Regions from separate parts of the Homo sapiens genome. Here region 2 is linked to region 1. Evidence: read pairs that join two places in POLR2A ChIA-PET (ENCODE). Cell type or tissue: CD4-positive, alpha-beta T cell. All regions are shown on one strand. Links, peaks and the distances in the headings refer to the core of each region. The heading gives the core; the rest is flanking DNA.

Region 1 (15,045 bases), core at 6,358-11,357:
GCAGCTGGTAGAGGCTCCCCAGTGGGAGAATCACCACTGAATTTTACACCTTTCCCTGATTACGTCAATAAACAAAGGTATCTTTCCATTTCTTCATAATTGTCATGAAAAAAAAAAAGCAAAACAAAAGAGAAAAATCTTAAAAGACACAAGTCATAAAGAGTCACATAAATAAAACTGAGCCAGGAACCATGAGTTCACACAACTTTATTCTTAGGAAGGTCTCTATAAACATAAATGGCTCTGCCGTTGAGGATGACATCATTAAGTGCCTTCTCTGTTAAACACTGAGGGATACTGCTGAGCCACGCAATTTTTCCACGTTACCAATAACTTTCCATGTTACCAGTAACATACTTTGCCTGTGTTACGGCACATTCCTCTTGGTGCCTGGAGTACATAGGCTTTCTCTCTTCTAACTTTACTGATCTTGCCACAGATGGTTACTGTGACCTTGGATGTCTTAGGCCCATAATCAAACCAACTGGGTTAATTGACTTAGACACTCTTAGGAATGATGCAGGGGCCCCCACCTCTGGGATAACACCACTGTATTTCTAAAACTGCTTGTGGGAAATTTACAGGGTCATGGTGGTGTTATTTACATGCAAATAGGAAAGAAAATCCATTCCAGCAGGCCACATTCTAACTACAAACACAAGAGGTTATAAATACACAAGAGGAAAACCCAACAGTCTGTTAGCATTATCTCCGAATGCCTAGGAAAGGGAGCCAACTGCTTAGCCATCACAAAAGACTTGGGCAAAATCCTGTGACCCTCGGCATCAGATATTCTCCTTATGCTAATTTTGTAGATAGCAACTTTTGCCTAACATTTTCATGATTAAGCCAAGGACGGTATAAAATATATGCATTTCTTAGAATTCCATTTATATTGTAATCACTTCTCTGTGCTGCTCTTAGGGTGGCAGGAAGCCTCAGACTGCTCTCCAATCTTCCTCAAGGGCTTTCTCTGACCTCTTTACTAAGAGCAGAAAGTTGCCAGTAAATATTCAACAAACTACACCTCCTCCAAGGTCAAGCTCTGTGTCAAGTTCAGATCTGATGGCTTTAGAGCAATGTGCAAAGTCAGTTCATCAACCTTTATCCCTAAAGTTAAATTTTTTATTTCAAATATTTTACTTAGTTTGCAAATGTGAGTTTATTAGCCTGTATCTCATCATCTTGGGTTCTCTGAAAACCACCTGCACGGCTCAATGTGGGAGAAAAGTTGATCCACAACACCATCTCCTGGTCATTCTTGGGTGTTACACTGAGCGTCAAAAGCTGAGCACTTGCTGAGAGTGACTTTCAGGCCATTAAAGTACACCAAGCCATCGCTGGTGTCAATCAACTATACCTAAAAGTGTGCATGTGGCCTTCCTAGCAACCCCCAGGATGTTGATTTGTACCAAGTATTAGATTCCACCAGTGCGGCGTAAACCCAGGTACACTAAAAGCTAGCAAGAACATGCAGATTTCAAAGGGAAATTGAAAAAATCCTTTGTAAAAATGCAAAAATACTTCTTGAATACTAAAATAAAAGTATAAATTATGGTTATAGACTATAAAAAAAAGATGGACATAAACATTAGAACAATAAAGACTGTGGATTACCAGAGAGGGAGGGAGAGACGTGGGCTGAAAAACTACCTACTAGGGACTCTAGTCACAACCTGGGTGCAATATACTCATGCAACAAATCTGCACATGTGACTCCTGTATCTAAAAAGTTGAAAAAATATTTTAAAAAACAAAAAGGGAACGTGGAAAAGTGAAATGAGGGAGGTAGAAAAATGGCAACCAAGAAGGTTTTTTTCTAATATCACTTAATATTACGTATTTTGGGTAACAATAAATGGGGACAGCTAGGCAATCAATAAGTTGTTGCTTGCAGGAAGTTGTACTAGATATGCAAAAAGGATTTATGCCAATTCCCCAAATCTCACCTTAACAATAATGTGTCATAAGCACAGAAAATTTTCTCCCATGTAGAACCAACCAAGTGTTCCCAATCGACTTTGGGATCACTACTCGGTTCTGCCCATCAAGCTATCCTTTTTCTCCCTACATGAGCAGTGAGTAACTTGAGTGAGCACAGCCTTGAAACTGAGGTCATGTAAGAGCTTAATCCAGTATCACTAATGACGAGATCTTTACCTGTCAATCATATAGTCCCTGCAACAATTGTTTCCAAAGTTGGTTCATGCAGAATCCCTTGGGGAGCTTTTTGAAAATAGATTTCCAGGCTCTTCTAGTTCTGCCACAGAATCTCTACGGCTGGAAACCAAAAAACTTCAGGGTCGGAATTCTCCCCCAGGTGATTCTAATTGCAATCAGTCTGTGGGCTCAATTGGAAGCCACTGGAAGATCACAGCTGTACCTTATTGAAAGAGGAAAACAATCAAATCCTTGCCAGTCTCTCACTGCTTACAAGAGGTGTGGCTTCAGTTCCAGGTCATCAAAGGTAAGCATTTTTTACTACAAAAGTTTGTTTACAGTTAAAATGTTCTCTTTTGGGTACATCATTGCCAAATGAAGAAATAGCCCAATTTACATAGTCAGTCCTCCATATCCATGGGTTTCACATCTGAGGATTCAGCCAACAGCAGATCAAAAATATTCCAAAAAAAATGATTAGGAACAACAATACAATATTAAAATTAAAAAATCAATATAGTGTTAACTGTTCACATAGTATTTACATTGTATTAGGTATTATAAGTAATCTAGAGATAATTTAAAATATATGGGAGGATTGTGTAGCTAGATGAAAATATGTCATTTTCTATTAGGGACTTGTACATCCTCAAATTTTTGTAACCTTGGGGCAGGCGGTATGCTGAAACCCACCCTCTAGAATACAAAGATTGCCGTATAATCCATGATTGCTTTCTTTCCAAAACCTTTCTATATGAACTATGAAAGTCAGGATCATTTTAATGTTAACTAAACTCTGAACCCAGGAAGAAATTTGTCTTGGATAATGGGGAATGGGGTGCATACCGTTACACAAAGGAGGAACCCCTTGCAGGCTCAAGAACTCTCTGGATGACTTGGGAATGTAAATTGTGGCAGTGGGCTAGCAAGTTTCTAGTGGAGAAAGACTGGAGGCTGGAAGCTTAATTAGATGCATTTGCAGCAAATCTGGATGTGAATTAATAATGCCAAAGCTAAGACGGGACTTGAAAGCATGTTTTCTTCAGGGTGACTCATTAATCTCATTTCCAGGAAAAGGATCCCTGTATAGTCCCTTAGTCGAAATTAGTCTGTCCCCACCCTTTGTCTTTTTCTCGCTCTCACATCCCTCATCAGAGTCCACATATGACATGTTAAAGCTGACTGATGCTATCCCAACTCCCAGTGCCCCCCATGCACTGGGGAACAAGTCTGCACCCTCAACCTCCCAAGCCCTGAAACACCTAGAATTGGATTTTGTCCACAATGGAAGCTCATAAACGTTAGCTGAATTCTTGAAAGAAGTTGCCGACCTGTTTGGTTAAGGAGCAAGAATGTGTTGCTACTTGGATTAAAACAAGCACTTTGTTTTAAATAACAAAAACTACGGTCCCTAATGACAGATTATACAGAGCTAGAGAGCAGCTGTTGTCACCAGTGCCTTCAAGAATCCTTTCAGCTGTGATTCCTCAGCCGTGACTGAGGGAGGACTGTGAGCCGGGTCGGTCTTCCCAGAAATACCTTCTCACCTGGTCAGGGATTACAGGATGCACGATAGCCTCTAGATTTCCCACCATCTGCCTGAAATCTTCACCACTTCACCTTCTGACTACAACAAAAGGCAGGGATGTGCATCGGTGGCAGTTCTGTGAGGGTCCCAGAAGGAAAGAAACCGATTCTAAGATAGAAAATGGAAACCATGGCCTCCTGAAAGCTAAAATGCCCTGACAGTCCAAGCAGCTCATCTGATAGGTGATCTATTCAAACTTTGTGACTTTTACTCATGCTGGTAGGAAGGACGAGAGCAGGAGGACCACCACTACACTGACGGAATACAGAAGGGGGCATAACAGATAAAGAATTTTCATTACGAGAATTTTTAGAACCAAATATACAATGTTTTGTTTGCCTGTCAATAAGAATGTTTTCATTGTAATTTACATATGTACTGCCAGTCAATTTAACAAATCATTTTCACTGTATTCCTTTTACTCCAGAATCTCTGCTAAACTGGAAGCATTTTACTTCAGTCCCGTTAATCAATCATTAAGCACCTACTCTGAGCACCTACTAATTATCATTCATGCTGGGTACCACAGCTTAAAAAAAAAAAAAAAAAAAAAAAAAAAAAAAAAAAGCAGGTAAGCTGATTCGATTCCAAAGGGCCTTTACCTGTAACTGAGACACGGACTTATGAAATTAACAGTGAGTCAAACACACCACACAAACTTCCTGTGTGATGCAGTCAAAACAGGACAGTATAAATAGACGTTTCAGGTACTTACATTAAAAGATAATTTTAAGTCATTCATTTCAAAATAATCTCATTATAAGTTCATACTTAGGAATGCCCTATCCGACAACAAGCCTGATGGATCTAAAAATTTGATTTATGTCAGCTATAAATTAGGGAGAGGTAGCTCTGCTTGTAAAATAATTTTTTCCTTCTAAAAGAGGATTTCTCACAGCTCCTTTGGAATTGACAACTCGTGGTATGAATTGAGAGCAAGTTTTGGTGATAAGAGCACACACCCCGAGCCGGACAGCCAGGCTCAATACGAGCTCTGCTAGGTTCTCGCTGTGCGACTTTAGGCAAGTGATTCAACATCTCTGCACTTCAGGGTCCTCATTTGTAAAAAGAGGATGACAGTGCCTCCCCATAGAGGGGTTACAAAGATTAGATGAGTTCCTGTAATTAAAGACCTTGGCACCATTCCTGGCCCTCATCTGCTGTGGAAAGTGGGGCATGGCACTGCCAGGCCCAGGTGCATAGGAAACACCTGGGCAGGGAACAAATCTGGTACTAGATAGAACTCTTTTTTTCCCCCAGAGAACTCGTACAGGTTTGCCTGTCTTTCTGAAAAGCAACTAGAAGTTATTCTTTTGGGATATGGAGGAAGACATCACAAATGCCATTATTTAGCTATGTATTTTCCCCTTTTTATCTCAATTCTTAAAACAGAACGACTTTCTCTTTGACATCAAATTGATAACAGGCTCTTCCCACCCACTTCAGAGTCAATTCTAGCCAGCTAGAAAAAGGAATCCACAGCAAGGAAATCACAGTTCTGATTAGATGCCAGCTTCTTCCCATCAGGTATGAGATAATGATTGAATCAGACTGGATGGATGGATAAAGTTGCTCCTGGATTGATGCTGAATGATAGTTATATCTAATCTCTGTGCATAGAAAAGCCAAGCCAGCCAGGCAAAGTGGCTCACGCCTGTAATTCTAGCACTTTGGGAGGCCAAGGCGGGTGGATCACCTGAGGTCAGGAGTTCAAAACCAGCCTGGCCAACATGGTGAAATCCTGTCTCTACTAAAAATACAAAAATTAGCCAGGCGTGGTGGTGGCGCCTGTAATCCCAGCTACTCGGGAGGCTGAGGCAGGAGAATGGCTTGAACCTGGGAGGCAGAGGTTGCAGTAAGCTGAGATCTTGCCATTGCACTCCAGCCTGGGCGACAGAGGGAGACTCCATTAAAAAAAAAGAAAAGAAAAGCCTACTGACATTAGCAGTATTATATGGTCGAAAAATAGCCATCATAATAATTTACATTGGTCTCATTTTTATTGAAATGAGGCCATGCAAAGCCACATGTAAAGATGAATTCAGCAAAAACCCAAACCGAATGAAATACTGGTTCAGAGAATATTCTTATGTTGTGATTGTGTCATGCCTAACAGAATTTAAAAATAATGGTCTAAGTAATTCTAAGTGGTTTCACATAAATAATTGTGGATAGAGTCCAAAATAGGTATTTTCATAGATTTTTCTGAATATTAGTTCAAGTTCAATTTATTCTGGATTTTGATTTCAGTCTCTGGTGCTTGTAACTTTTATTTTATACATCTTATCCCAGTAAGTTGTCCTTGAAAAAAATAGTAAGAGCCTTGTCACCTACCCTTTAAAATGTTTTCAAATATAAAAATATAGAAAGTTGTACAGGTCATAAACATACAAGTCAATTTTCACAAACTGAATACAACTGTGTAATTAGCACCCAGGTTAAGAAACAGAACTCAGCAGCACCTCAGAACCCACTTCATGCCTCATCTCCCAAAAGCAACCTCTATCCTGACCCTTAACTACATAGTTCAGTGCATCGGTTGGCTCTTGCTGCAGAACAAACAATCACAAAACTTCAATATTTTATCATTCACTCACGGGGGTGGTTGTGTAGGCAAGTTGGTTCATCTTGGCTGGGCTCTTGCCAGGTCTGTCCCACAGGCCTTGGCCAATGGATGAAATGAGTACTCAGACACAGGTATGCAGTATAAAAGCAGCTAGGTGACTGGCTGGCTCTAACGGCCAGACAGCAGCCTGGAGAAGCTGGAGCTGCTTGCTTTTATTCAGCTCAGGCACAATGCCAAAAACCTGGAGCCAACACAACCTGTAGGTAATTAACATTTATTGTTCTCCTTCCAGAGAAAGTCAGGTGTGTGGATGATCAAAGGTCAGTTCCTGGTCAACATAAGTAAACAAGCCTGTTTAAGATAAATTCCCCTACACTCCTTTGTACTTACTCCTTGCCCTCTGCCTCAGGGTTATAGAACAGCTGCTTTCAGCTATTCTCTCCTGGGGCTCTGCAGGAGCTTCCAACCTTTCAGAAGGTTTGCATCCTTTCCCTATAATTTTTCCCACCACTGTGACTGATCCCCCACAGACTTTCTCTTGCACCTTGGGGGTTGGGGGACAGCTCGCCTCCAGCAGGCTAGCCAGGCATGGCCATGGTGATAGCAGAGAATAAGAGAACAAACAGAAATATGCAGGCATCCTCTTTATTCAAGATAGGATCTGACAGAGCCAGGATTAGAGTGAGGCTAGTAGAGTGAGGCTAGTAAATTGAGTTATGCAAGTGCAGGGTCAGCTCCTGTCTTTATCGAAATTTTGTTCACAATGGATTTTCTTGCATTAATTTTGATTTTTCAAAAACATTGCATTCAATATTATTTTTCTTGATTACTGAGGATTTTGGTGCCTCCTTAATTTTAAGGCTGGGGCAGTTGCCTTCATTGCCTCACCATAGTCCTGACCCTGCTGGGGAAATACACTCCACATCTTCAGTGAAAGGAGCTGCAGTCATATGGCAAAGGGCATGGATTTTAAGAGATGAAGAGTTAGAGCTGCTAGTACAATCAATCTACCACAATTAATTTTGGCCATTTTTTACACTGGGCGCAGTGACTGATGCCTGTAATCCCAGCACTTTGGGAGGCTGAGGCAGGAGGATCACTTGAGTGCAGGAGTTTGAGACCAGCCTGGGCTATACAGGGAGATCCCATCTGTACAAAAAGTTTTTTTTTAAATATTAGGTGGGTGTGATAGCATGCTCCTATAGTCCCAGCTACTCAGAAGGCTGAGGTAGGAAGATCCTTCAGCCTGGGAATTTGAGGCTGCAGTGAGCTGTGATTATGCCACTGTACTCCACCCTGGGTGACAGAGCAAGACCTTGTTTGGGGCCCTTTTTTTGTTTTATATAAGTGGAATTGGACAATGTGTATTCTCTTGAGTCTGGCATCTTTTTCTTAATGTAATATTTGTGAAATACATCCAGAGTGTTGTGTGTAATTGTAAATCATTCATTTTCATTGCTATACAGAATCCTGTTGTACAAAGACACCACCGGGTTGAAAGGCATTCGGATAGTCACCATTTACGGCTATGAATACCATTGTGTTGAACAATCTAGTATAAATCTCTATTAAATATATATGCATTTTTGTTGGACATGTACATAGGAATGGAATTGCTGGGTCCGAGGGTGTGTGTACATTCAGTTTTAATTGTTGCCAGTTTCCCAACAATTCGTTTAGCTTTATTAAAGTTCTTGGTATGTAGTAGTATCAGTCTTCCAGTTTTGTTCTTTTTTAAGATAGTCTGGCTATTTTTGGCTCCACATTTCTAAATAAATTTTAGAAATAGCTTCTCAATTTCCACAAAAGAAAAAACCTGCTGGGATCTTTACTGTGCTAGTTTTGAATTTGTAGACTAATTTGGGAAGAACTGACATCTTTTCAATATACCTCCATGTCATCTTAAATTTTTCTCCATGTCTCATACCTTTGTATATCTACTTTGAATAAGACAGGTAGCCAATAAATATATAAAATAGGTGGTTAATTAATGCATTACAAGGCTTTAGACTTAATGATATTTTTTCAGCCACACTACTCACCTGCTATGGTTCAAATGTCCTCACCAAAACTGTTGTTGAAATTTAATTGCCGTTGTTACAGTTTTGGGAGATGGGGCCTGTAAGAGGTGATGAGGTCCTGAGGGCTCTGCCTTTGTGAATAGACTCATGCTGTCATCACAGAAGTGAGTGAGCGATCTTGGGAGTCTGGCCCCCTTTTCCTCCCTCCCTCCCTCTCTGTCTCTGTCTCTCTTTCTCACACTCCCTCTCTTGCCCTTCTGCCTCCCTGCCATGGAATGACCCTTCCTGGAGGACAGCACCATGCTCTTGGACTTCCCAGCCTCCAAAACCATACACTAAATAAATTTCTCTTCATTATAAATTACCCACTCTGTAGTATTCTGTTACAGCAACAGGAAACCTACTAAGACAACCTCTTCCAGACACCTGAACTCATTCTTCTCTTCCATTCCCCTAGGCCTTGCACATGCTCTTCCTTAGTCAGGTAGAATTCCCTCCCTGCCCTCTCTCCCTCCTGCCTGACTAAATCTAGTCTTCCTTGACAAGTCTATTCAAATGTCACTGCTCTGCAGAGTTACCAATTCCTCTTTGTTTTCTCCCACTGCATTTCTTCACCTGATTTTAAGTTGCCATGTTGTATTAGAATGAGCTGCTCGGGTATCCACTAAACACTTGGTTGCCTACCAGAACCAGCCCAGCACTAAGTAGATTTGTGTTGGATAAATGAAAATGACCATTCCGCTTTTTGCTGGGCTGTTTGGTTTAGGTGTTTTTGTTGGGCTGTTTGTTAGTTGATTTGTTTTGTCTTTGTAGGACTTCATTTGAATTGAAATTTAGTCAAAGAAAGAAAAATTGTGTTCCAGTTTGGCAAAGGAGTACATGTCTATCTGATTTTTGCTTCATTATTTATTTTGATTTGAAAATATGTCTTTATATTAAACCTCTTTACAATATGGATTTGAAGCAGATAAATTGTTTGGTCTGATTCACATCACAGCTTCTGAGTTAGCTTAGAAGAAAACCATCAACTGATGTTTCCGGTAACCAGCAGCAAGAGAGCTCATGAAAAGGCAGGCACACCTCCAGTGACCACTAGGTGGCAGTTTCACTCTCAATATGACCAGATTGACAATGTCCATCCAAGAAGTCTGGGGCAGGTAAGTTGGAGCACAAGACCAAGCTTAACTAGGCCTGTGGGTGGAAAAATGAAGACCCAAACTCAGCCCTGAAGAAAATGGAGTTATGGAAAAAACAGCACATGGAAAATGTAAAGGAATGCCACTAGACATTATTTCACTGAAAGGTTAGCTAAGTTAACCACAGCCACAAAATCAGTAGAGAAAAGACGTGCCGGACCCGAGACAGGCCAGACAGTGTTGAAAGGCAAAGGAGTCTCCAGTCCACCCTCCATGGCTGGAGCCCAGACCCCTGGGGAAAGGCAGGATGGTTGCAGGCTGGTCATTGCTGAGCCCCTGGTAATGTGCCGAGTGACCAACTTCAGGTGTCTCTCCGCCAAGACTGCTTGGTTCTCCTCTTCTGAGTGACCCCAGAAGGAACCCCTGAGAGACACTGCTTAGTCTTTCTAGTTCCCATTCCAAAGTTGGATAAGGGACTTTTCAAGCTTAAAGTGGGAACGAGGGGCAGGGCTTATCTCCACAGGAAGCCAAGGTGGCTCCTATCATAGCAAATCAAGATACTTCATGGGTACACCCACAACAGGCCAGCCAGGGCCCCTGAGGAAATTATGTGGACTATTAACCTTAAGGAGGCTGCAGGCCAAAAGCATCAACCGACTTCTATCAGGAGTGTATTTTTTTTTTTATGATGCAGAATAGGGAATAGGGAAACTATCCTGGAATAGGGAAACTGAGGCCCAGAGCAAGCCAGGGATGAAACAATTCCATCCCCCGTGACTGAGAAGAGAGCCTTCAGGTAGGCTTGAGGAAACAAAAGCCCTGAGGAAGCTGTCTTGGCAATGTCCAGGTTATTACACTATAACATCCACTCATACGTTTGTGGTAGGGCTTCAACTTTTACACACGAATAACCTGAGTGATCGAATTACCTGTTCTCTTCTCTTTCTCTGCTACCAACCCCAGAAAGACTGCAAAGAATAGACACTTGAGTCTAAACCAAACTGCTAGGCTCAAAGAACACTGCACCAGCTATGAGGTAATAACCACCATGGGTTACAGGATCTGTGAACGGGATAAGCTCCTTTACTTCCCCCCGGCTGGAGTGTGAGTTATAAAACAGACTAACAAGGAGAGGGAGAGACAAGTTTTCAGGAAGAGCTGGTAAGAAGGCACCTGCAGCTTCTCCCCAACATCTTACACACCACACCGACATCAACCTCCTAGTTTGACATCCCTGTAACTAGGCCTTGACATCAAGGCCTAGTTTGGGTGGGGAAAGTAACCCCCAGAGGATCTGAGAGGAGAGATTGGCATGCTCTCCTCCTGGTGGACTTTCCCAAGTAGCAGCCCCCACAGACACATCTGTCACTGGGTCGCAGGAAGACAGGAAGTGGTGAACGGCGGGGCACAGTTAGGTAGGAGGGGCTGGAAGCCACTTCTGGGCTTCTCTTGGAGTCAAACTTTGTAATGCAGGAGATCCATGCATTTCCTTGGACCCAGCATTGTCTGAAGACATGAGCTGGAGCTTGTATCAACTTGCCAGCCCCAAAAGGACTCTTGGAGAAGAGAAGGGAAGCATCTTCTCCCAGATTCCAATCCCTGAGCTCTTGTTGGTGGCCCTGGGTTAGATGTTCACTTGCTCTGAGCCTCAGCTTTCCTCCCTGTAAAATGGGGATAACATTACCTAATTCATATAGTTGTTAGAATTAAATGAAATAAAATTCATCAAGTTTCTTGTACAGAATAGATGACTAATGAATGGGATGGGTCTGGAGCACCTGCCTGGGATGGAGCCACTGACTGACTATGAAGGAGCAGAGAGTTCTACGTGCTTCCTAAAAACGCCAGCTTCTAGCAACACCTATGCCAGGGGACATCAGCAAAAAAGTAAACCCAGGGGTGCCAAGAAGCACTTGAGACCAGAGTAAGGATGCCCTCCCCGTCACTGGCACACAGCTAACCATGGAAAAGGACTTCTCTATGACTGCCAGCCACCAAGGAAATTAGGGACACCAGAGGCAAGAAAATTATGTTCAGTTACAAAATACATTCCATTTTATAGCCATTTCTATTATCGGTTGCTACTATAATAAATTACCAAAACTTTAGCAGCTTAAAACACACACTATCATTTAGTTCTATGGGCCAGAAGTCCTATGGGTCTCATAGGACTAAAATCAACGTCTCGGCAGGACAGCGTTCCTTGGTGGCAGCTCTGGGGGTGCATCACTATCTTTGCTCATTCTGGTCTTGACAGTTCCGTGGGACTGTAAGACTGAGGTCCTTGCTGGTTGCTAACTGGGGCCACCCTGAACTCCTAGAAGACATTTGCTCTGTCCTTACATAGAGTCCCTACCTCTCAGAACCAGCCACAGGGCATGGAATCCTTCTCTCATGGCCCTCTCTTTGACTCCAATTCCCCTAGCTGCATTTCTGTCTCTGACTGCACCCAGGGAAGCCTGTCTGCTTTTTAGGATTAGATTAGGCCCATTCGGATAATCCAGGATAATCTCTTTATCTCAAGATCCTTAATGTTAACCACACTTGCAAAATCCTGTTTGCTATTAAGATAACATATTTACAGTTTCTAGGAATGAGAATGTAAACATCTTTGGGTTGGGGGAGTGGGCATCTTTCTGTCTATCAAACTATTCACCAGGCATTTATTTACTATCTTAATGGCCAAGTACAGTGCTATGTGCTGAATTGATGTTGGTATAAGGGGCATGGGGCAGGGGAGAAAGTCTAGGATGGGTGATGCCCCCCACTGGGATATCTGACTTAGAGCTTTGCAGTACTCCAGGGGATGCTGTTGACATAAAATACAATGTAGATTGTAACTCTCACCTCTCACTCCCTTAACCCTCTTGACTCCCCAGTCCTTGCCCCTGACTTATACAGGCTGGAGGTGTCTGAATAAGGTCATTCCAGTTCTCTGGGAGGCAGGAGCTAAGCTCACCAGGGGACTGAGATCCAGGTTCAGCCATAGCAGAAACTGAGAACCCTGCTAGATCCAGGTTCAGCCATAGCAGAAAAAAACAGAGCAAGGTGGGACTTACAGCCATCCAAACAGACGCCTGGAGACAGATGCTGCTCCTGCCCTTAGCCTTGCTTCCTGGCCTGGTTTCATGGTTCCTCCGGGGACTAGAGAGGGAAATGCCCAGGTCCTCTTGGGCCCCTTGTAGCTCCATATCAGAACAGAAAACCTGTCACTAACTGAAGTCCCTTCCGGCTGAGGTACCCCGGCCTATATTTTGCAGCTCCAGGGCTCATCAGAGCCACCAATTTGCTGATGGGTTCTCAACCACAAGGATGGTGAGTCAGCACAGTGGTTGACTCTCAGCAGAGAGGATGCAGCCTTCAGCAGAGCTCCTGGTGGGGCAGCCTCCTGATCAGCCTGTGCTGTGGTCCTGCCCCTGCATTTCTTCCAGTCCTGGACGTCCCTGGCCTGGCTGGCACCCTAGTCGCACACCCAAGAAGCAGTTCAGCTTGCTGAGCACAGTGTTTCCCAAAACTGTGGCATAAGAGGTGAAGGATAGACCAGGGAGGAAGTCTTCAGCCCAGTCTGACAAACACAGGCCAACGTTTGGCCAACAGCAACTCAGGCTCTTTGCTCTAGGCCAAACTTGAAACATTAGTGTGCTGGTAGGTGTTCTGCCTTCCCTCCCTCTGCTCTAGAATTCAGATCTGGAAGCCAGGTCCTGACAGCTGGGATCCAGATGCAGTCCCCATCACAGCATCACATTCTGGCCAACCAGGCTTCCAGTGGCAGGAGCTGCCACCAGGAATGGGCACCAGTCCTCTCTCAGTTAAAAAGCCTTTGCTTCACACCACAAAACCCAAAGTGCCAGCTGTGGTGACAACCACTGCTCCTACCACTTAAAATTTGCTGGCAAGGGAGACTTTTAGAGAATGATTCCCCCACAAATATAGCATTCCTTTTTTTAATCTTTCCTGTACCCCTCTTAGGGCTAAGTTACTGATGATAGCCCTGCGTGATACAGAGCAAGCTGGCAGCAAGGAGGAAAATTGTCAGCAGTGACAAGCTCCAGATGACAGTTATGTGGCTTGGAAGGCAAGTCTTACTCTAAAGAGATCCTGCCCCCATCCCAGCTCTGGATTACTTGGTCTGATAGGTTTTACAGGGTATGACCCCAGTTTTCTGTTTAAGGACATTGGCCTCCAGATATGACTAGGAGGGAGTTTTCCTCTAATATCTTTCCGCAAAGATCACCATGACAATGACCAGAATAATAAATATCTATAATCACATGCAATCTTTAGCTTTAGTAATAGAGTGTGACAGAGAACTCTGCTGCTGCTGCTGCTGCTGCTGCTGCTGCTGCTGATAGTGATGGCGATGATAAGGAAGACACAAGATAATCTGACCTTCCTCAGCCTCTGATGGCTGATTACAGGTAGATGTGGCTTCTGAAGCAAAGTTACATAATTCACCTCTTGTTCCTGATCCACTTTTAGCAAAACTTCCGTGGAAAGGACCTTGTACCTTCTTGAAGTATCCAACATGCTGTCATCTTTATGTTTTCCTACCAAGTTCCCACATTTCTGCCTCAGTGGGTTCTACAGTCTGAACCCCAGAAACAATTTCATAGTTCAAACATCTGGCATGCTATTACATCAAAGGGATTGCAGATTCCCAACCTGGAATGGAAGAATCCTTGACTCCCCGCACCCGCCCCCCAATTCTGCTCTACCTCAAAACTGCCTACATCATCTCAACCACCCAAGTTTTGGGAAACGGGTGAATTCCCTCTTCCTTTTCATTGAGACTAGCCCAGGTCATAGACCCAATCTCTTTACTGGGGACTTAGGCTAATAATTTCGAGTACACAAAATCAATAGCAAAAATAAAGTCCCACGTTGCAGAACATCCTCAACTGAGGAGAGAGCTCATTGGTTGAGAGTGTTTGTAGTATCATGCACTGCCCAGGAATGCAGAGAACACGTAGTTCTGTTAGCTCTTATTGATTGAGAGTGGAAGACAGCTCTTGGAATGTAGGGAAAAACTTCTACGGATGTCATGGAAATAAAGATTCATGTTTTTTAAATAATGGAATCACAATGAATCAGACCAGAGTGACATTAAACTGGATGTCCCTGTCCTTAAAGTTGAAGGTGAGATCCTTTCAGGCAAGCAGGCAATGCTGTCACTGGGAGACTCTCATGAGTTCTGGGAAGACAAGGCTCCCAGTATAGAACATCTGGTAACTTCCCAACTGTTACACTATCTTTTAGGAACCATTAACATAAGTGTCCAGTCATGTCCTGGAATTGGCCTAAGTTCCATGTGTGCTCTTAAAATGAACTTGGACCCTACTCTACTCCAGCCCACCAGCCTTCTCACTGTTCTTCCAACACCCCAAGTTTGTTTCTACCTTGGAGGCCTTACCCACTGTTGCCTCTGTCTGAAACATTCCTCCTTCAGCTTCTTTGTGGCTGAGCCCCTCTCACTGTTCAGGCCTCAGTTCAAATGTCTCCCCTCAGAGGTGCTGATGCCTGATGCCCCCTCTGAGGTAGCCCACCCACCCCAAGGGTTCACTATCCCACTTTCCC
Region 2 (15,045 bases), core at 4,338-9,337, 110 kb after region 1:
GTTTAACTCTTGGAGTAAATACTGTAAATCTCTTTGAGGTTCAATTTTTCATCTGGAACACAGGGAGCAAAATAATTAACTACATTGGTTAGGATGCTTTTGTGGGGACTGTAAGTTACAGAAAAAGCATGACTCAAGAGCTTTAACACAATCATGGGACATCCCATTTTACATAACAGAAAGTGCTCAAGTATGAGCACAGGTATGCCAGGTAATTGGGGCCTGCATCTGTTCTCTAGGCTCTACCCCTCTCCCTCTGTGTTGGCTTCCTTTACAGCATGGCAATTCCAGGCAAATGTCCAAACACCGCAAGGTCCAGGGGAAGGAAGAAGGATGTCTTCCTGCATGCCTCATTTGTATCAGTGAGGAAACCTTCCCTGCTTCCCAACCAGGTACCAGACCAAGCTTCTCCTCCTACTTCATTAGCTGATACTATGTCACATGACCACCTCTGAACCAATCACTGGTAAGAGGTTACATGATTGGCTTAGACTATTCAGTACTTTCCCCTGGGCTGAGGAGAGAATCACCTTCCATGTCGACCAGGGGATAGGGAAGAAGACAAATACCTAAACGAGAGCAGGACTCTGCCAACAGGGATGGAGCAGTAGCTGGCTGGTGTGTAGGCACCCAATGCTGTCTCCTACACTGCCCACCGAACTCTTGTGATGAATAGATGAGACCATGAATGAAAATGGCCTACCACAGCGTCTGACTGTGAGGATAATAATAGCAGCTGACATTTTGGAGGATGTATAATGTGGTAGGCACTTTAGATGAGTTATCTAGTTTAATTAATACTCTGTGGGGTAGGAACCATTATCATGCTCATCTTTTTTTTTTATTTTTTTTTTATTTTACTTTAAGTTTTAGGGTACATGTACACAACGTGTAGGTTTGTTACATATGTATACATATGCCATGCTGGAGTGCTGCACCCATTAACTTGTCATTTACATTAGGTATATCTCCTAATGCTATCCCTCCCCCCTCCCCCCACCCAACAACAGGCCCCGGTGTGTGATGTTCCCCTTCCTGTGTCCATGTGTTCTCATTGTTCAATTCCCACCTATGAGTGAGAACATGCAGTGTTTGGTTTTTTGTCCTTGCGATAGTTTGCTGAGAATGATGATTTCCAGCTTCATCCATGTCCCTACAAAGGACATGAACTCATCATTTTTTATGGCTGCATAGTATTCCATGGTGTATATGTGCCACATTTTCTTAATCCAGTCTATCATTGTTGGACATTTGGGTTGGTTGCAAGTCTTTGCTATTGTGAATAGTGCCGCAATAAACATGTGTGCATGTGTCTTTATAGCAGCATGAATTATAATCCTTTAGGTATATACCCAGTAATGGGATGGCTGGGTCAAATGGTATTCCTAGTTCTAGATCCCTGAGGAATCGCCACACTGACTTCCACAATGGTTGAACTAGTTTCCCATCTCAGGTGCAGAGACACACATAGGCTCAAAATAAAGGGGTGGAGGAAGATCTACCAAGCAAATGGAAAACAAAAAAAGGCAGGGGTTGCAATCCTAGTCTCTGATAAAACAGATTTTAAACCAACAAAGATCAAAAGAGACAAAGAAGGCCATTACATAATGGTAAAGGGATCAATTCAGCAAGAAGAGCTAACTATCTTAAATATATATGCACCCAATACAGGAGCACCCAGATTCATAAAGCAAGTCCTTAGAGACCTACAAAGAGACTTAGACTCCCACACAATAATAATGGGAGACTTTAACACCCCACTGTCAACATTAGACAGATCAAGGAGATAGAAAGTTAACAAGGATAGCCAGGAATTGAACTCAGCTCTGCACCAAGTGGACCTAATAGACATTTGCATAACTCTCCATCCCAAATCAACAGAATATACATTCTTCTCAGCACCACACCGCACTTATTCCAAAACTGACCACATAGTTGGAAGTAAAGCTCTCCTCAGCAAATGTAAAAGAACAGAAATTATAACAAACTGTCTCTCAGACCACAGTGCAATCAAACTAGAACTCAGGATTAAGAAACTCACTCAAAACCGTTCAACTACATGGAAACTGAACAACCTGCTCCTGAATGACTACTGGGTACATAATGAAATGAAGGCAGAAATAAAGACGTTCTTTGAAACCAACGAGAACAAAGACACAACATACCAGAATCTCTGGGACATATCATGCTCATCTTATAGATGAGGACACTGAAGCACAGATGGGTTAAGCAACTTGACCAAGGCAGAGTCTACATTCAAACTCAGACCATCTGACTTCAAAGTCTGATTCCCAGGTACTCATTCTGTCAGATTTACTACACTGATGTTAGTCAAATGCATCACCTCATCCCTTCCCTAATTTCAAGAAATGTATGGGTTTTAGGTTCAATGGGATTAACACACAAGAAAAACGAGAACAATATGAGAGAGCAGCTAGTGACACTCTCAATGGCATCACAGAGGAGGGAAAAGATCAATGCACTGAGCATAGGGAAAGACAACACAGGGGACATCAGGAAGGCCACCGACAGGGCCTGGGCTTGGGGCAGGTGTGAGTGTAGGGAGGCAATGAAGGGTACCCCAGACTGGTGTGGCAGCTTGTAGTTTCCAGGAATAAAAAGCTACTTTTATATGATCTGGGCAAAGGGAAGCAGTTTTGGTATCCACTAGTTAGAGAAGTGACAAAGCATTGCAGAGGTCCAGCCACATTCAGTTTTAGGAGAGAGACTGTGAAGGCTGCTTCACTCATGAAACCATGGGCTCTTGTGCTGCATTGCAATGGACTTCATGAGTCATACAACTTTGTGCAAGGGAAGCCCAATTCCATCAGTAAACTCTTAATGATCCTAATAGCCTTATACCTACTGCCCGTTCGTTCGGTCTGTAGTGTTATGAACTGCAAAAAGAAGTTTAATCTTGGTGGACAAGGCCTAGAATCCCCCTCCCACTCCCAAATCATGTCAAAACCTCCTTCTGCAGATTTGGATTGGATGAAGTTTGGTGCTAGAGTTCGAACTCAAGGTACCAACGCACATATCCTCATTTCTCACATCTCCTTAGCTCCCTAAAGATTATATTCCCAGGCCTGCTCTATGGGTGCCCACATCTTCCAAATGACTCTGGAGATGTGGACCTAAACTTCACATTCTTGTGAAAAGTGTCCTGGGTTTCCCAGTCAAAGACTTTAGAATACTGGACACTAGATGGTATTTCCTGAGGAATATGACTTGAGGAAGGAAGAGGGTTTCTCTTTACATCTTACACCATTTCCTATAGCACCAACTTTCATGCCAAGAAAGGACCTCCAAGGACATGCTCTGGGCAGGGTTTGGGGTCATATTTTTTTCCTACATTGATGTGTCTGAATCAAACTAATGTCCCTATCCTATTTAAAGACTTGTCTGTTGACAGGTTTTGGTTCTTGTTCAGCATCATTTACTTAAAGTTACTTCCCAGATTTCTTTGCTTTCTAACATTTAGGCATTAGGTACCTTTCTACGTTAATAAAACAGAACTAAGTTGGGAAAGGATGTTCTTTGGAGTCAGAGATGGATTCCAAATCACAGCATTGTCAATCACTGCTGGGTGCCTGTGGACCCAGGACTGAACTTCTGAGGCAAAGTTCTTGTGTGCCAGACAGCACAAGGCTCCCATCTTAACAGGGTTAAAAAAATAAGTATAAGGAAGGCATCTAGATCATTGTCTGGCACATAATTTATGTTTTAAGTGTTAGTTTCTCATTCGTCCGCCCCCCATCCTTTTCTCTTTAGAGAAAGCAGGGAAATATTCAAAATTGTAAAAGCAAAAGAGCGTTTTGTAGTTGTCATGATGCCTGATGATGCCACTAAGTTACTGTGTGACCTGGGGTGAGTCCTTTACCTTGTCTTGTTTCCATTTTCTCATCTACAAAAAGAAGAGCTTTCATATTCTCAAAACTACCCATATATTTTAAATTACATTTTTTAATTACATAATGTCTACATTCCCCAAGTTCTGAGTCATAAAAATTCCCGAAATTCATCGCCATGTCCAGGCTCCTGGGTCATCTCCCACCACTGGGTGTGGTCCAGTTTCTTCCGTTTCAAGTTTACCCACTGGAGCCCTCCTGCTTTTGATGTGTTGTCAAATGGCTGCTATCTAAGATTAACAAGTACTTACTGACCACTTAGGAAGGGGCAGTGGCAGGGATCCAGTGATAGGGATCTCCAAAGGACCCAGTGGCCAGACCTGTCTAGACGGCCAGCAGTTCAGTAAAAGTGACTGATAGCAAACACAGGTGGAAAAGAATGTAAGGTCACCTTGCCCTGTGATTTGCAAACTATGTGCCTCTGAGACCTGGATGTCCCTTAGAGCCCCTGGCAGCAGAAAGGGAGGGAAGGCAGAAGAAAACGGGCCCAGCCCCACTCCACCAGAGTGTGTTCACCTCTGATCCATTTATTTCCTGGGTTTCTGCAGAAGTTTCTGCTAGAAGAGTCTACTGACAAAAAGGGGAAAAAAAAGTCTTGAAAGCTACCCACTTTAATCTTACCCTTTCATTTTACATATAAGGAAACTGTCCTTTACACTTCAAAAGCCTCAGAATAATTCCTGTCCTCTTTAGATCCAACAATTCCACTTTCAGGTAAGTTAGTCCTAAGAAAATAATTATGGATTTGTGAATGTTTCAAGAATGTTCATCACACAATGCTTTACAGTAGAGAAAAAAATAATGGAAGCACCAGCAAGAAAGAGGAGTAGTTGAATAAATCTTTTTTTTTTTTTTTTTTTTTTTTTTGAGATGGAGTCTCACTCTATCGCCCAGGCTGGAGTGCAATGGCGCGATCTTGGCTCACTGCAAGCTCTGCCTCCCAGGTTCACGCCATTCTCCTGCCTCAGCCTCCCAAGTAGCTGGGACTACAGGCGCCCGCCACCTTTCCCGGCTAATTTTTTTGTATTTTTAGTAGAGACGGGGCTTCACTGGGTTAGCCAGGATGGTCTCAATCTGACCTCGTGATCCACCCGCCTGAATAAATCTTACATCCCCAAACATGGAAAACTGGGAGGTCTCCTATATTACAGATGAAAAGTACTTGTATGGAAAAAATGTTCATAATATATTGCTAAGTGGAACACAGGAACACAGACACATGCAGGTGTATTTGTTTTGCCTCTAACATCTCCATCTGTGTCATAGAACAGTCTCTAAAGGGACATCATTGTGTCCTGGCAGTCTGGCAGTCTCTAAAGGGACATCACTGTGCTGATAATGGTCTGCCATTGCCCTATGGCATCACCCATTCTTTCTCTCCTGCATGACCTCTTCACTGCCACAGCAAGACATCCATGCTACGCTGCCACGTCTGGATGCCCCAGTGCTTCCATTCCTAGTACATCAGAATTCTGCTGGGGTTTTGACAAAAACAGATAACTGTGAGCCACATTTTTTCTTGATCTTAAAACAGCCATGCTCATACTCAGAGCTGCACAGTCTTTCTTAAATGGTTCCATCCATTTCTGGCCATCAACCCCTATCCAGCAGGTGTCAAGTCCAGTTTGTCACCAAGAATTGGAATAGACACCCCGGAACCTTTCATTCTGCTTTCTGCTTCCACTTTCTCTGCCTTCTGTAACAGTAGAAGGTTCATTGCCTGATGCATGTGGCAAGTCAATATGCCGAGACACTAGGTCACAGCAGAGAAAGAGATTTAATCTTAGGGTCACCAAATAAGGATGTTGACAAAAAGAGTCAAACTCTGTAAAATATATGAAGAGATTTATTCTGAGCCAAATATGGGTGACCAATGGCCGGTGACACAGCCCTCAGAAGATCCTGAGAACATGTGTCCAGTGTAGTCAGACTACAACTTGGCTTTATACATTTTAGGGAGACATAAGACGTCAATCAATACATGTAAGATGTACGTTGGTTTGGCCCGGAAAGGCAGGACAACCAGAAGTTGGGGGGCAACTTCCAAGTCAGAGGTGGATTCAAAGATTTTCTAATTGGCATTTGGTTGAAAGTGTTAAGTTATTGTCTAAATACCTAGAATCAATAGAAGGGAATGTCCAGGTTAAGATAAGGGGTTGTGGAGACCATGGTTCCCATTATTCAGAGGAAACCTCCAGGTAGCAGACTGCAGAGAGAATAGATCGTCAATGTTTCTTATCAGACTTAAAGTCTGCTCTATTCATCATTCCAAAAGGGAGGAGGGTAGAATGAGACATGTCCAGCTTCCCCTTCCCATCACAGCGGGAACTGGTTTTTCAGGTTAATTTCAGAACTCCAGTGGCCGAGTGGAGGGGTCCATCCAGATGGTTGGGGGGCTTCGAATTTTATTTTTAGTTTACAAGGAGATGAGAAGAAACCTCAAATCCATCTCCCTGAGGAATTCAGGGTTAGGGTTTTGGAGTGGGCCAAAGTGTGGAGATCATTGATTATTTGAAGAGTGCAGGGGGAAGTCATGGGATGGGAAGATGAAGAAGCTGTATTCTCACACTGATCTCCTTCCTCTGTGTGGTCTTCAAACTGGTTGCTGGAATTTGGGGGTCTGAAAAACATCTTCCTTCATATCATAGCGCATACACCTGCACACATGCACACACTTACGAACACATAAAAACACATGCTCATAAACAGACCCACACATGAGAACAACACACCTAAATCCCAATGGTTCTTAGATTGCACTCAAAAAGTTGTGGTCCAATCAGTCACCCCAAGCCTCACAATCTTATGATATCTAGTTAAATTTCTCAAGTTTGGGCCAATTGGTATAAAGAAGCCCAGTGCCAGGTATTTTTGTTTGTTTGTTTGTTTTTAAAGTCTGACTTATAGAATATCTTTAAGGATACAGAATTTTGTATTGGTATTCTTATTTCTCAACTTCACAGGACATACATTAATTGAAGATTCTTTTAGAATGCTACCCATCTACTTTGCTAAACTTATCTGTAATTAGTACCCAGCCCCAGCATTTTAAAAGTTATGTGAATCTTCAAAGGTAGTCTTCTTCTTAGCAGGTTAACAATTTGCTCCCACAATCATATGCTTAGGCTTAATAAACCCTTTCTTCATACATATATTTAAAAAACAGAAGCTTCATCTCATACCTCTGGAATTACTAATCTCTAAAACTACTGAGTGTGGATTAGTGACATTTTACTGTGTCACTTATCTAATTGAAGAGCATAGAGCTCAGTCAAAATTAAGCAAAGATGGACCCTGATCCCTTTCCAGGCCATACCCTTTTTGGAACTAGTTTAGGGGTGTCCTGGCTGAGGCAGCTTCAGAGAAGATGGAAGGAGAGAGGCAGTAGACCTCTGAGATCAGCCAGCCCCTCCAGAAATCCGCTATATTTATGATCAACATTCTTATGATTTTGTTTTCTTGACAAAACAAGCTATTAAATTCAGAAGATATTTGACATTTATATTCATAGTAAAAATATAAGTATATTTTCGGTTCATATTTCCAAGTCTCAGATTAAAAAACAAAGGTGAGATATCCAAGGCCAACACTGAAATTCTTAGGGATCAAGCTGGCATTTGCCTCCCTAAACCACCAGACCAGGTGCAGCACAGAACAAGGGTTGCAGTGGGGATAACTTCCAGGATATAGAAAATGTTGGTAACCTTTTTTTTTTTTTTTTTTTTTGAGACAGACTTTCACTCTTGTTGCACAAGCTGGAGTGCAATGGCATGATCTCGGCTCACTGCAACCCCCACCTCCCGGGTTCAAGAGATTCTCCTGCCTCAGCCTCCTGAGTAGCTGGGATTACAGGTGTGCACCACCACACCTGGCTAATTTTTTGTATTTTTAGTAGAAACAGGGTTTCACCATGTTAGCCAGGCTGGTCTTGAACTTATGACCTCAGGTGATCTGCCCGTCTCGGCCTCCCAAAATGCTGGGATTACAGGCGTGAGCCACCGTGCCCAGCCGGTAACCATGTTTTTTTAAAAGTACGTGGCCTTTTGCCCTTTTTAATGAAACAAAATAACTCAGCACGGAGGGATCATGCAAAAATCAAACTGTATAATGTGAATCAGTTCTGGGAAGGCCAGTCGGACTTTTCACATAATACCTGCTAGGAACCAGGAAACAGAAAAGGGATGAAGAAAGGCAAAGACAAATGCTTTACCACCTGTGATGTAATCTTTTCAAGAAAAACTAGATACTCTTTTGGTCAGAAGGCCAAGCTGGAGTTTGGAGACGTGATGCAACTCTCAATTTGTTAGTGACTCACCCTGCAGCACTTATCTCCGTGCCTTGGGGAGGACTCTTGTGAGTAATGAACAATGAACAGGAAGGGAAAGTCCTCTGTGAATTAAGAAAAATTAGGCACCTGTCTACTAAAGTATCAGGAAAAATGTAGGAAGATTTGGGATTTCTCACCCCTTGGCCCTGAAAGCCTGGAACTGTGTTGTTCCAGACAGTCAGTTATAAAGGCTCATGCTAGTATGTTTCCAGGGGTCTCTCAGGCCCCTCGCCTCCTGCAGGTACCCAGTTCATCTTTAGATGTCTTTGGGTTCCTCGGTGGTCTCAGAGAGCTAAGCCTTCCCAGCTGCACCCAGGACGGGGTTAACTTCAGTGCCAGAGTTGATAAGACCCTGCCTGGCCTCCAGATCAGTGCTGAGATCTGAGTTAAACCTCCTTAAGAAACAACTAGACCTCAACAGCTTTCAAAAGGAGTAAAAAGAAAGAAAATGAAAGAAGGAATCTGGTACACTGGCAACCATTTCCCTGAGTTCTGTTCCCTGTTGGAATGATATGACTGCTTTCTGTTAGATATGTATCTGTAACTACAGCCATACTCCTCAGGAAAGACAAGGTGAGAATAAGTGCAAACGGCAGGAAAGGGTTACTTCTTTCTTACCCTTCTGGATGGACTGATGAGTAATGAGCACTAAGTACCTTCAGATGGTGGCTGACCTGCCAATCAAAGTGCAATACTGCCTGGATTCCAGACAGAACAGTTTCATGTGCATTCTCCCTGCAAAATGAGCAACTTTGGTTCAGTGAGGGGTGAAACTCTGAATACAAGGGACTGAAAGGACTTTTGTTTTAGACAATCTTTTGAAACCTTCATTTTCTGTAGCTCTCGTCCTATTCATGTCACTCAACAATGACTTACTGTTCAGAAAGAGCTGCATCTGCCAAAAACGTTGGGCCTTGAGATTGTGATTCAAAAGCCACCCCTGATTCTCAGAAACCTATCCTAGGTTTGGGATATCTGCTAAACTTTACTAAAGTTACGGCAAACAAAATATTAAGTTGTCCATCTCATACAACTCATCACTCGCTGCCTCCAAGTCAATAGGGCAAAAATACAGCTTTTAGCAGAGAAAAGAATCCTTCACTAAAGGAAGAAGTCAGGGGGGCCGGTGGGTGGAGGGCAGGGTGGACAGAGTTAAACGATTTTTCAGGAAGCTGGACCTTTCCTGCTTTAGCAGAGCTAGAAACTAGGTAAGTCATCCCGCTTGCCTGCGTTTCCTTGTATTTCATCTCTAGCCCAGTCTGTTTTACAGGCATCCTTGGATAGTTTACCATACACCCCTTCTTTTGTATACGCCTGTGTTTGTAAGGACAGGATTTCGTATGTACTCTTAGGATGGCAGAGGTGCCAGGCATCCACATTAAATGAAGATAAAATGAAAAGTGGTACTCCAATGTTCTGGAAGAATAAAAGGAAAATTCAGACACTAGTGGAATAGCAACGAATACAAGTTCGTGTCACTTGTGAGTCTTTCAAAGGGGCTGGAGACCAGGGAGAAAAGTGGCACCACTGAGCCAGAGAACTTCCTAGCATATGATTTCCCCTTTGCTGAGAGCAAGGCAAATTGAGGGATCCTTCATTTCAGTGCTCAGATCTGTAGCAGAAGCTGCAAGCAGGCTGGGTAGAACAACAAGGTAGAAAGATACTGAGAACACTGGGTGTCTGGAGTATTCCAGGACAGGATGGTGTAGGGTGGGAGCTTGAGGGACTGGGCAAAATAATCCCCAAAAGAGAAAAGACCATATCAGTCTTAATTTTCCCTAATTTAACCAGGTCTGAGCAAATGTCTGAATTTATGTCTGCATTGCAGAAAAATATTCACAGCTGTTGAAAGTAGATTTTGAGACTGGAGCACAGTTCCATTAATAGTTCAGTCATGAGAATAAAAGGTAAAATAAAAAGCTAAGAGTCTTGTTACAAAAACAAATTAATAAATAAAACTTCTGGGTTTGTAGTTAGAAAGACCTAAGGAATCATGATTGAATCACTTGATTTTATAATTCCCCATTTCTTAAAGGGAAGGCCCAAAGCCCTCAGAAAAGGAATCATGGAGAAGAGATTGTAGCAAGAACCACACTTCCGTCCCAAAACACTCGCATATATAAACACGCACACACACACAAAGTATGGTACCTGGCACGTGAGAACTGGTATCATAGGGGAACGTGGCCTCCACCAACATATTTAATAGCACATTGGCAACATTTGTACTTTCACTTTTCAAATAACTTGAAACTGAAAACTTAGGGTAAGGCCAGAAGTTTTAAGTCAGTGACTTCTCTTTCCCCAACCAATGGCTAAGTCACTTTAGGACAATTCTCACTTGAGGTGGGCCAAGGAGCAGCTTGTCACTAGACCAAAATTCTGACCCCATGACGCTCAGGTTTGTAACTTGTAGTTGATAGGACAGCTAAAAGGTTAGCACTTCCTTAGAGCATCAACAATATAGTTAGAGTTGGTTATTTACCATCTTTACCTCACCCAGCTCCTCATAATGGGTAATAACCAGCTAGCTGAACTGTTTAGGGTACAAAATCTATTATGTTATATTATGGGTAGGCAGTGTAGCAAAGTGGTGATAAGCTTGAGCTCCAGCATCACACTGACTTGAAACCTAGCTCACGGGTGTGTTCTTGGATGAGTTACTTAACCTTTCTAAGCCTTAAGTTCCTCATCTATAAAGCAAGAACAAATAACAATGGTAATTCATCACAAAGTTTGTTTGTGAGGATAAAGTGAAATGTATTCTTACTTTTTTTAATATACTTTAAGTTCTAGGGTACATGTGCACAATGTGCAGGTTTGTTTCATATGTATACATGTGCCATGTCGGTGTGCTGCACCCATTAACTCGTCATTTACATTAGGTATATCTCCTAATGCTATCACTCCCCCCTCCTCCCACCCCATAACAGGCCCCAGTGTGTGATGTTCCCCACCCTGTGTCCAAGTGTTCTCATTGTTCAATTCCCACCTATGAGTGAGAACATGCGGAGTTTTGTTTTCTGTCCTTGAGATAGTTTGCCCAGAATGATGGTTTCCAGCTTCATCCATGTCCCTACAAAGGACATGAACTCATCCTGTCTTATGGCTGCATAGTATTCCATGGTGTATATGTGCCACATTTCCTTCATCCAGTCTATCATTGATGGACATTTCGGTTGGTTCCAAGTCTTTGCTATTGTGAATAGTGCCACAATAAACATACGTGTGAATGTGTCTTTATAGCAGCATGATTTATAATCCTTTGGGTATATACCCAGTAATGGGATTGCTGGGTCAAATGGTATTTCTAGTTCTAGATCCTTGAGGAATTGCCACACTGTCTTCCACAATGGTTGAACCAGTTTACAGTCCCAAACAATAGTGTAAAAGTGTTCCTATTTCCCCACATCCTCTCCAGCACCTGTTGCTTCCTGACTTTTTAATGATCGCCATTCTAACTGGTGTGAGATGATATCTCACTGAGGTTTTAATTTGCATTTCTCTGATGGCCAATGATGAGGAGCATTTTTTCATGTGTCTGTTGGTTGCATAAATATCTTCTTTTGAGAAGTGTCTGTTCATATCCTTTGCCTACTTTTTGATGGGGTTGTTCGATTTTTTCTTGTAAATTTGTTTAAGTTCTTTGTAGATTCTGGATATTAGCCCTTGGTCAGATGGGTAGATTGTAAAAATTTTCTCCCATTCTGTAGGTTGCCTGTTCATTCTGATGGTAGTTTCTTTTACTGTGCAGAAGCTCTTTAGTTTAATTAGATCCCATTTGTCAATTTTGGCTTTTGTTGCCATTGCTTTTGGTGTTTTAGACATGAAGTCCTTGCCCATGCCTATGTCCTGAATGGTATTGCCTAGGTTTTCTTCTAGGGTTTTTATGGTTTTAGGTCTAACATTTAAGTCTTTAATCCATCTTGAATTCATTTTTGTATAAGGTGTAAGGAAGGGATCCAGTTTCAGCTTTCTACCTATGGCTAGCCAGTTTTCCCAGCACCATTTATTAAACAGGGAATCCTTTCCCCATTTCTTGTTTTTGTCAGGTTTGTGAAAGATCGGATGGTTGTAGATGTGTGGTATTATTCCTGAGGACTCTGTTCTGTTCCCTTGGTCTATATCTCTGTTTTGGTACCAGTACCATGCTGTTTTGATTACTGTAGCCTTGTAGTATAGTTTGAAGTCAGGTAGCGTGATGCCTCCAGCTTTGTTCTTTTAGCTTAGGACTGTCTTGGCAATGCAAGCAATTTTTTGGTTCCATATGAACTTTAAAGTAGTTTTTTCCAATTCTGTGAAGAAAGTCATTGGTAGCTTGATGGGGATGCCATTGAATCTATAAATTACCTTGGGCAGTATGGCCATTTTCACGACATTGATTCTTCCTATCCATGAGCATGGAATGTCCTTCCATTTGTTTGTGTCCTCTTTTATCTCATTGAGCAGTGGTTTGTAGTTCTGCTTGAAGAAGTCCTTCACATCCCTTGTAAGTTGGATTCCTAGGTATTTTATTCTCTTTGAAGCAATTGTGAATGGGAGTTCACTCATGATTTGGATCTCTGTTTGTCTGTTATTGGTGTATAGGAATGCTTGTTATTTTTCCACATTGATTTTGTATCCTGAGACTTTGCTGAAATTGCTTATCAGCTTAAGGAGATTTTGGGCTGAGACGATGGGGTTTTCTAAATATACAATCATGTTATCTGCAAACAGGGACAATTTGACTTCTTCTTTTCCTAATTGAATACCCTTTATTTCTTTTTCCTGCCTGATTGCCCTGGCCAGAACTTCCAATACTATGCTGAATAGGAGTGGTGAGAGATGGCATCCCTGTCTTGTGCCAGTTTTCAAAGGGAATGCTTCCAGTTTTTGCCCATTCAGTATGGTATTGGCTGTGGGTTTGTCATAAATAGCTCTTATTATTTTGAGATACATTCCATCAATATCCAGTTTATTGAGAGTTTTTAGCATGAAGAGCTGTTGAATTTTGTCGAAGGCCTTTTCTTCATCTATTGAGATAATCATGTGTTTTTTGTCTTTGGTTCTGTTTATATGATGGATTACATTTATTGATTTGCGTATGTTGAACCAGCCTTGCATCCCAGGGATGAAGCCAACTTCATCATGGTGGACAAGCTTTTTGATGTGCTGCTGGATTCGGTTTGCCAGTATTTTATTGAGGATTTTTGCATTGATGTTCATCAGGGATATTGGTCTAAAATTCTTATTTTTTGTGTCTCTGCCAGGCTTTGGTATCAGGATGATGCTGGCCTCATAAAATGAGTTAGTGAGGATTCCTTCTTCTTCTATTGATTGGAATAGTTTCAGAAGGAATGGTACCAGCTCCTCTTTAGAATGGTACCTCTGATAGAATTTGGCTGTGAATCCATCTGGTCCTGGACTTTTTTTGGTTGGTAGACTATTAATTATTGCCTCAATTTCAGAGCCTGTTATTAGTCTATTCAGGGATTCAACTTCTTCCTGGTTTAGTCTCGGGAGGGTGTATGTGTCCAGGAATTTATCCATTTCTTCTACATTTTCCAGTTTATTTGTATAGAGGTGTTTATAGTATTCTCTGACGGTAGTTTGTATTTCTGTGGGATCAGTGGTGATATCCCTTTTACCATTTTTTATTGTGTCTATTTGATTCTTCTCTTTTCTTCTTTATTAATCTTGTTAATGGTCTATCAATTTTATTGATCTTTTCAGACAACCAGCTCCTGGATTCATTGATTTTTTGAAGGGCTTTTTGTGTCTCTATCTCCTTCAGTTCTGCTCTGATCTTAATTATTTCTTGCCTTCTGCTAGCTTTTGAATTTGTTTGCTCTTGCTTCTCTAGTTCTTTTAATTGTGATGTTAGGGTGTCAATTTTAGATCTTTCCTCCTTTCTCTTGTGGGCATTTAGTGCTATAAATTTCCGGCTACACACTGCTTTAAATGTGTCCCATAGATTCTGGTATGTTGTGTCTTTGTTCTCATTGGTTTTAAAGAACATCTTTATTTCTGCCTTCATTTTGTTATGTACCCAGTAGTCATTCAGAAGCAGGTTGTTCAGTTTCCATGTAGTTGAACGGTTTTGAGTGAGTTTCTTAATCCTGAGTTCTAATTTGATTGCACTGTGGTCTGAGAGACAGTTTGTTATAATTTCTGTTCTTTTACATTTGCTGAGGAGTGCTTTACCTACAACTATGTGGTCAGTTTTGGCATAAGTGTGATGTGGTGCTGAGAAGAATGTATATTCTGTTGATTTGGGGTGGAGAGTTCTGTAGATGTCTATTAGGTCCACTTGGTGCAGAGCTGAGTTCAATTCCTGGCTATCCTTATTAACTTTCTATCTCGTTGATCTGTCTAATGTTGACAGTGGGGTGTTGAAGCCTCCCATTATTATTGTGTGGGAGTCTAAGTCTCTTTGTAGGTCTCTAAGAACTTGCTTTATGAATCTGGGTGCTCCTGTATTGGGTGCATATATATTTAAGATAGTTAGCTCTTCTTGCTGAATTGATCCCTTTACCATTATGTAATGGCCTTCTTTGTCTCTTTTGATCTTTGTTGGTTTAAAGTCTGTTTTATCAGAGACTAGGATTGCAACCCCTGCTTTTTTTTTTGTTTTCCATTTGTTGGTAGATCTTCCTCCATCCCTTTATTTTGAGCTTATGTGTGTCTCTGCATGTGAGATGGGTCTCCTGAATACAGCACACTGATGGGTCTCGACTCTTTATCCAATTTGCCAGTCTGTGTCTTTTAATTGGAGCATTTAGCCCATTTATATTTAAGGTTAATATTGTTATGTGTGAATTTGATCCTGTC

What was found. Peaks named below come from ENCODE experiments on the same cell type or tissue, not always from the same donor. Only the 100,000 strongest peaks of a DNase experiment are listed, where the experiment ranks them.
Region 2: POLR2A ChIA-PET joins it to region 1 with 5 read pairs; 2 of 35 experiments call an interaction of 5 or more read pairs at or near these places.

The regions. Positions count from the first base shown.
Region 1 is chr15:38,694,225-38,709,269 of GRCh38, reverse strand. It overlaps LINC02694 (long intergenic non-protein coding RNA 2694), which reads right to left and starts at 12,672. Exons shown (of 2, transcript NR_160786.1): 1 at 12,531-12,672; 2 at 9,232-11,132. RefSeq lists an enhancer at 12,513-12,562. In CD4-positive, alpha-beta T cell, for the core only: CTCF peaks have their summits at 9,273 and 9,472 (motif pointing right); DNase peaks (open chromatin) are centred at 9,409 and 10,809; H3K4me3 peaks cover 1,124 bases; H3K27ac peaks cover 597 bases.
Region 2 is chr15:38,582,829-38,597,873 of GRCh38, reverse strand. No RefSeq gene overlaps it. Among named protein-coding and RNA genes, the nearest start is that of RASGRP1, 26 kb to the right of the region's middle. RefSeq lists an enhancer at 3,355-4,554. In CD4-positive, alpha-beta T cell, for the core only: no CTCF peak of the experiment used is centred there; no DNase peak of the experiment used is centred there.